Regions from separate parts of the Homo sapiens genome. Here region 1 is linked to region 2. Evidence: chromatin contacts called from ENCODE Hi-C or POLR2A ChIA-PET data. All regions are on one chromosome and are shown on one strand. The core of a region is the stretch at or near the end of the contact, and the rest is flanking DNA. Distances in the headings are between cores, read along the strand shown.

The links. A loop is a pair of places that touch in the nucleus more often than their neighbours do. ChIA-PET counts read pairs that join two places held with the same protein, here RNA polymerase II (POLR2A). Pooled maps may share reads with other maps.
Region 1: POLR2A ChIA-PET joins it to region 2 with 31 read pairs in PC-9. The contact joins two enhancer-like sites. A Hi-C loop is called at or near these places in 1 of 168 maps with a recorded cell type or tissue (astrocyte of the cerebellum), 1 of 37 single-sample maps with no recorded cell type and 1 of 50 pooled maps. POLR2A ChIA-PET finds 5 or more read pairs at or near these places in 1 of 52 experiments (PC-9).

The regions. Positions count from the first base shown.
Region 1 is chr7:2,136,607-2,140,691 of GRCh38, reverse strand. All of the region lies in intron 11 of MAD1L1 (mitotic arrest deficient 1 like 1), which reads left to right. Among named protein-coding and RNA genes, the nearest start is that of SNORA114, 50 kb to the right of the region's middle. RefSeq lists enhancers at 125-730, 2,032-2,171. Within about 2 kb of position 2,156, at least 5 of the 41 ENCODE cell types and tissues checked have a DNase peak (open chromatin) inside an H3K27ac peak, as active enhancers do.
Region 2 is chr7:2,078,032-2,081,712 of GRCh38, reverse strand. The region is part of intron 11 of MAD1L1 (mitotic arrest deficient 1 like 1); the gene reads left to right. Among named protein-coding and RNA genes, the nearest start is that of SNORA114, 9.2 kb to the left of the region's middle. RefSeq lists enhancers at 1,210-1,777, 1,778-2,347, 2,348-2,916, 2,917-3,486. Within about 2 kb of position 1,937, at least 3 of the 41 ENCODE cell types and tissues checked have a DNase peak (open chromatin) inside an H3K27ac peak, as active enhancers do.

The DNA.
Region 1 (4,085 bases), core at 907-3,406, 59 kb before region 2:
CGAGGTTGGGCATGGAGGCCTGGTTGCTCCTTGGGGTTTCTCCTGGCGGGGGCCTGGCCTCGTGCTGGGATGCGGGGCCGGCTCCCACCCACATCCATGGCTCTTGTTTTGGAGGAAGTGTCTAAGGCAGACGAGGCTCTTCATCTTGGAAGTGGCTAAGCCAGGGATGCCTGGCTTCTTTTCTCCCTTCTCCCTGGTCACTCGGCGTCCCTGCCCTGGTTGGCCTCTTGCTCCCGGCTTTGCGGCTGCGGCTGCAGCTAGGGCCTCGGAGGGCCATTCGGCCCTGGTGCACTCTCCGATTCTGAGGCGTGGAGGGTGGCACCGGCACCCTTCACCCTTCAGGGTCCTTTGAGGGTCCTGTGTAAGAACATGTGCAGGGCGGACGGGGGCTGCTGGAGGGGTGCTGGAGTCACTGTTTTACGTTTGGGCAGTGGTGAATGTGGCTGAGCCTTTGCCTCTGGGACACTGGCCTGGGGAAGGCCCAGAGGAAGCCACCAAGGATTGACAAGAGTGGGAGGCCTTGGGAGAGGCGTCTGCAGGGGCCACCTGGGCTTGGACGCTGTGTAGGTGATCTTGAGCCAAGCACAGGTCACAGAAGGATGCACGTCCTGCAGGGAAGTAGTTGAGGGCTTTGGAAGCCTGGCCACCTGGCCTGTGGCGTGCTGTGCTGCAGTGGAGCAGGGCAGGGACTGGGGGGGGGCGGGGTCCAGATAGTAGACCATAAAAACAGGGAAACTGAGGCCTGTGGGGGGAAAGAGACTCTACTTGGTGGAGTGAAGCCTAGAGCATGGATTTTTCTGATCTGTATTGTTACTTTTTAATATTTTTAGGCATAAAATTGTTTTTTATCATCTCAGGCCTAAACCACCCACAAAACCTTAGCCTTGAGGGTCGGGGGAAGTGTGGTCCGAGCTGCAGCTGGCCTCTCCACGCAGAGCCCCTCACACTGGCCCCTGCTGGAGCCATCTGGACGGGGGTCTGCCGAAGCCCGGCTTCCTCCCCCATCAGCCTTGAAGGAGAGTGGCGGGTGTCCTCTGTGGCTGTGGAGTTCTCAGCCTTGAAGGAGAGCGGCGGGTGTCCTCTGTGGCTGTGGAGTTCTCAGCAGTCTGCCTTTGGCCCCAGCCCCTGGCAGCTTCTCCCAGCATGAGTGTTGTATTTTCCATACTCTCAGGGTGCTGGGTCATTGGTAGTGTCTGGTTCCTCCTGAGACCAGAGGCAGGACACAGAGCTCAGGGCTGTGGCCCTGGGGGCATGGCTGGGGGAGTCACCTTCACTGCTGAGGGTGGGGGGCATCTCAGTGTGCGTCCTGGGGCCCGCAGCGCTCCCGCCTTGGCAAGCCCTGGACTGCAGCCTGTGAGCTCAGAGGGAGGGTGGTCCCGTGAGCTAGGGTGGGGTGGGGGTGCGGGGAGGGTGCTCCCATGGGTTGGCTGAGAGTACATTGCTGGCTCAGGGGGTCGGGCCGTGTGATCCCCGTGGCAGCCAGGGCTTAGGCTGTGGACATGGTGTGGGGTGCTTCCTGGGGGTTGGGCCCTCCTCACAGTCCTCGCCCTGTCTGGGTGGGCTGGCCACACAGGAGGGTGAGGCTGAGGCAGCCTCGCCTGCTCTTCCTCCTCGCCTCTGGCCTCGGTACCGGGGCGTCTGCTGAGGAGGAAGACCGCTTGTCCTGCTGGGACCTTGGGCCTCTCCGATGCATGTTGACTCCAGCTGAGAGGTGTTCTCCTTGCCTGTCCTGCTTTTCATCTGGAAAATCAGGTCCAGGACTCTTGCTTTGCAAGATGAGTGGAGAATTGAAGATTTCAGAAGTTCCCAACATCAAGCAGGTGCTCAGGGAATGGCGGCATTGTTTGCAGGAGTGGGGTCTGTGGTCTCTGTCACTGGGTCCTGCTCACTTGACCCCCGAGCCTTTCTTTCCTCATTTGTATTAGGGTCAGTTCCACCCTCAATGGGTTTCTTTGAAGGGTATGTGCAGCCTGCCTGGGGGAAGGCAGCGGAGTGCTGGCCTTCCTCTCAGTGCTTGCTTGGCCCCTGGGCCTGGGGTTCTCAGAGTGAGGTGCTGCAGGCGATGGCGGTGTGGCCTTGAGAGCGGGGGAGGCCCCATCTGCTGCTTCCCCTCCGGCTGACTTCTCCTAACAAGCCGGAAGTGTGCGTCTGGCATTCATGCCCCCAATCCCCACCTCTTGATGTGGTTCCTTCCGTTTTGTCAGTAGGATCTGTTTTCAACCTCTGCATGCTGAAGTGCTCATCTCTCTAGGCCACTTGGTCTGGCGCCCACCTCGTCGTGGTTCTCAGGATGCCTCATTTCATTAGGCTGAGTGGCTCTGGACTAAGTGCACCTGCAGAGCTGACCGCCCCACCGCCAGCCTGCTGAGCGCTGCCGCAGCCAGGACGGTGGCCAGGGAGCACGTCCCCTGGGGCAGCAGATGCATCCCCTTCCTTTCTCCTTCCCTTTGGACCCTGTATGCACCCCTGCATTCTCTCACCCTCTTTAGCAAGTTAAAAAAAAGCTGGCATTTCCTCCCACCCCCATGAAACCCTTTGTAACAGCAGTCTCAGGTCCGCAGTGTCAGGGGCTGCCCAGTGGTGGTGAGAGCGCAGCGTGGGTGCAGCCCTGGTGAAGGGCCTGGGACTCACAGCTCTGTGCTCTGATCATGGGCTGGCCCGCGCTGTCAGTACAGAAACGCCCTGTGAACTTCAGCTGCCATCATGGCCTGTGTCGTGTGGCTGGTGTCGTGTGGCCCTCGCATAGTTATCCGACATGGCACCGTCGGCACAGAAACGCTCTGTGAGCAGCAGCTGCCATCATGGCCGGTATCGTGTCCTCGTGTAGTTGCCCCATACGTCCACCTCCTGCTTGGCTTCCCCTCTTTGGAGCCTCCAGGGCCAGAGGAGCACAGTTCAGAAACTGCTGGTCAGGAGACCTTTCCTGGAGAAGTTTCTGTTCCGGTTGTGGATCTGGCCTGTGTGGGAGCCTGAGGTGGCATCTTTGAGGTGACCCGGGACCATGGGGAAAGCGCTCTGTTTCCTGGCTGAGGTTTTCAGGCAGTGCCATGGCACAAGCCTGTCTGCACCTGGGGCTAGAGGTGGCACGTGCAAGTCACAGAAGGGAAGGAGGAGACAGCCTGGGCCCCTCACTCACCTGGGCCAGAGGTGGTGTGTGCAAGGTGCAGAAGGGAAGGAGGAGGCAGTGTGGGCCCCTCACTTGCATGGGCCAAGCAGACCGGTAACATGCCTGCCGCTCTGTGACGTTTCTGTTAGAGAGCGGAAGGTGTCTGACCTCAGCTCCCCAAATCAGAAAACGGCATCTGGAGTGCCATATACGTTTGAGAAGAGGGTGCTTGGGTCAGTTCTGTCCTTTGCAAGCGAACATCTTTCTTGGCCCCCAAAAGGTGGTAGTAGAATGTAGATTTCCTCAAACATTTGGAGAAAACACAGAAATGAATACTACTTGAATGTTGTTTATTGTTGCTTCAGGAAGAGAATAGGGAGATGGGAGAAGGGCCCTTGCTGGGGTTGGTCCCTAAGTATTTTGGTGCCCTGAACTTCTGTTTCCTTGCTTATTTTGAAGGGGTTTGTGTGAGCCTAACCCCAGGAGAGCAGCCCACACCCCACAGCGGAGCCTAGAGCAGGGTCAGGGCTGCCAGGAGCTGCTATCTGGGGAGACTGAGGTGGGGTCCTCGAGGCCTCCTCTCTCATGCCCGGCACTGCCAAGCCCAGGGCATCATCAGTGGACTTGGGAGCATCCTCTTATGAACGCTTTTCTTGAGTTTCCCTGTAACTTGTTGTAAACTTTGTAAGCTCTGAGCCAAGAGCTTCCTTCTTAGCCTTGAAGCTGGCCACTGCCGGCTCCTTTCCATGCCGAGCTGGGATTCTTGGTGTGCAGGTGTGGAGAGCAGCTCCGGTGCCATCAGGCGATTGGAGTACGCTTTCCTTCCTTGTTTGGCAGAACATAAAATCAGTCTCAGGCCCTCCCACCATGGCCTCCACTGCTGAGCCCCGAGGAGATGCCAAGAGATGGGAAGGGCCCCCACCGAGGAATGCAGCTGGCTCAGAGTCTGCCTGTGGAGAACAGGAGCCCCTGGAAGGGG
Region 2 (3,681 bases), core at 688-3,187:
TTGTGCTCCGCCGACCACGGGGGCTGGAACAGTGACGGCGGACCCCTGTGTGGAGGACAGAGCCCGGAAGAGAGAAGTCCTGGGGCCTGCTGGCTGGTCGAGGGAGTGAAGGGGTGCATGATGGTGTCCTGGGCTGCAGTGATGCAGGGAGCGCCCCCCGCCTCCTGTGTGGGGTGGGTTCCGGCCCGATGCGGGGATTTTTGGCAGTCCCTGAGACCCACAGTCCCTCCACAGGCTGGTGTCCTCCAGCTGAGATGTGTCCTGAGGTTTCCCGGGTCGCACGATGGCGTTCTGGAAATTGGAGAAGTGTTGGTGGAGTGGGACTGATACGTGGATGCTGTGATTTTCGTTCCTTTACGCGTCAGTTTGAGGGAACTCGATGGACTTTCGCTAGAACCTATGATCCAGATGAGGAAGGGGCAAGGAGCCCAGTGTGGCAACCCTGGCCCCAAGTGACTCCTCTGCCCACAGGCCGCTTTCCACCACCGGCTCAGAGCCTCCCCACCTCCCCACCCCGGCCCAGCTTGTCTGTCCATATCTGTTTCCAAACACCCTTCCCGCTGGCTCTGCCATTCCCACCCTGCGTCATCCCCAGTCCTGTCCTTGGTTCCTGGCCTGGCTCCTGGACCATCACAGCAGCTCTCTCCTCTCTCTTCCTGGGCTCAGGCATCTTCTCACCCTTCAGGAACGGGGAACCAGGGAGAGGGGGCACAGAGTCTGGACCTTGGGCATGCTGAGAGGCAGCTGAGGGTTAATGAGGCCAAGATATAATGTCACAAAGTGCAGGCCACGTCCCGGCGGTACCGCCTGTGAGCCAGGTCCCCTGGAATGCCACTCTCCCCCAGCATTTGTGTCCCTAACCGAGAAATGAGGCGAAAACGTCTCCCTCCCTGGCAGGGAGGTTCAGGGTGTGTTTGAAGAAATGGCAGTTCCCTTTGCCCAACCACACGCATCTTCATTGGGAAAATCTGGCTCCGCACCTCATCTGAATGCACGGCCCTGTGCAGCCGACAGCAGGGCTGCTCTGCGACCCGGGAGTTTCCAGCTGCCTGGGGATGGACTTGGCGTCAGAGCCCAGCGCTGTTCTTTGAGTCCTGCTCCCATTTGGAAATGAGGGGCCCCGGAATCCTGGGCTTCCTACCAGAGGCCTGTGATCGTGGGGGAGGCGCTCTGCACATGAGGGTGGGTGGGTGGGTTTAGTCAGAGGGTGGTTATTACTGTTTTTGCCTTTGAATTTGTGCATCTGCAGTGGCCGAGGCGGGGAGCCGGCAGGAGCTTGCTCTCTTGTGGGGGACATGCAGTCGCCCGGCCTCAGGTGGGTGGGAACTCATGTCTTTAGTTACCCATGCTAGCGTTTCTAAACCTCATATCTGTGGTATAGGGTAGTGGTATAGGGTATTGGTTGGTAACCTTTCTCTGTAAAGAGCCGTATGGTAAATACTTTTGGCTTTTTGAGCCACGGGCTCTGTCACAGGAAAGCAGCCGTAAGCCATATGTCAATGAATGGGAGTGGCTTTGTTCCAGGAAAACTTTCCTTACAACCATAGGTGGTGGGCTGTTTGCTGAGCAGCAGTGCAGAGAAAGCCCCCAGCCTCGAGGCTGGCCCACCCGCCTGCTGCCTGCCTGTTGGCCATGTGGCCCCTTGGGGCTTCTGTCCTGTGCATTAGGCGAGCAGGCAGCCAGCGCTGACAGGGTTGACGGACGCACGGATGGTCTCCTTCTCTCTGACCTCGGGAGACGGTAGATGTGTCCAGGACACCTGCTGTGCCTCTCTGCGTCACTCCAGGCACCGGATTATCTTCTGTGGCTTCTCTTTTTTCTCCAAGTCAGAGCTGGAGGGCATGGGGCGGTTGTTTAGTAGAGCCTGGGGAGGTGACTTGCCCCCTTGTCTCTGCAGTTCTCATTTCCTAATCTCCAGCAGCCTGGGGCGGAAGTGAATTTATGGTCTCCCTGCGGCCGTGCTTGCCGGGGCTCCCCACCCAGCATTTGGAGGAGCCCTGCCCAGGCGATTACAGGTTGGTAGCTGATCAGCTAAACTGGATTATTCATTATGGTTGGGAGTGAATTGAAATTGCAAAGGGCAATTTTCCTTCTCACATTTCAAGGTCAGATGAGAGTATTTGCCGTGTGGCCTCTGTTTATCTGGGAATGCAAATTGAATTTGGTGATTCCAGTTGACGAGATGTTGGGAACAGAGCGTTCATCAGAGGCAGAGTCGGGGAGAAGTGACCGGGAGGCCAGGCTGCAGCTTCAGAGCCTGCTCCCCTGGCCGTTCCTTTGATTGGTAATTATTTCAGCCTTTGGTCTTCTCATTCTCTGGTTTTGTTTCCGCTGTTTGGATTTTTATTTTTTTCAGAAAAATGTGTATTGACACTTGGAGGCATTTAAGATTGGGATTAGATAGAGTAAATAACAACAGCTGCGTGCCACGCTGAGCCTGATGTCCTGGGGCACCTGCCCTCTCGGAGTCCCAGCCCCTTCCGAGTCTGAACCTGCCCCCCAGGGAGGAGGGCTTGCCCCTCTCTTTCACCTGCAAGTGCCCACCTGTGCCACTGAGTGCGGCTGCCCGGCCCCAACCTCATGACGGTGTGGGGGCTGAGCTGGCCACGTGGACTTGAACCCGAGTCTTCAGCGAGGCATTCACCCCCTCCCAACCGCTGGCTCGGCCAAGCCCCTGCACTTGCCCTCTTCTGAGAGACACATGGAACGTGTCACCTGTGTGGCAGTGCTGTTGCTTGGCCCGACTGGGGCATCTCCCCCCAGCCCTATGGGGGTGCCCAAGGCACGGCCCTGGAGACCCTGGAGGTCAGTACAGTGGTGTCCTGGGGGACACGGTGGCTTCTGAGCCCCTTTGTCCTTGGGGATGTGGGGACTGGGGCCGGTGCTGCCGCTGTCCTCCCAGATTCTGGTGGAGATTTGAACCCAAGTCCTCAGCGAGGCATGCCACCTCTGAGCCCCTTCCTCCTCAGGGATGTGGGGTGGGGGTGGCGCTGCTGCTTTCCTCCCAGATTCTGGTGCAGACTAAACGAGGTCATGTACCCAGGAGCACCCCCTGCAGCCGAAAGCTGCTCGGGCGAGAGTGGGAAACTGCTCAGGAGGCTCGGCCTCCGAGTTCAGACATGGAGGGGCCCTGGCCGCCAGCCTCCTCTGCTTTCTTCTTCAGTCCTGGGTAGATGAGAAGCATAAACTCTGATCTGAATCTCCAGCAGCTCCTGATCAGGGAGCATCTCCTGGCTCAGCCGCGGAGGCCCCGTGAGCGTGGGGCAGGGGAGGAACTGGGACCTCTTGATGCTCTCGTGCTTCACGACGGACGCACGCGTCTGATCCAGTCCTCCCCTGCCCATTCGCAGCGAGGGGCCTGGTGGCCTCAGTTCCATCCAAGAGGAAGGAGAAGGCCAGAGGTGGATGGAGCGCTCAGAGCCTCCGGATAGTGGGTTGACGTGGGGGATCCTGCAGGTAGGCGGGACCCTCTCAACCCTGTAGGTCCCAGGGCAGTTGTTTCCCTGCCTCTCTGCAGAGGCAGCTATTGATTCCCATTCTCAGGCGGCTCCTCAGATACACAAGGAGCCTGCGTCTGTCGTGCCGGTCTCCAGGCCGGAGCTGGGGGCTTCGATGGCAGAGACGGCTCCTCTCTGTGGTGAGTGGGGGCCCTTCCCCGGTGTTCCCTCTTAGCAAGGAGCG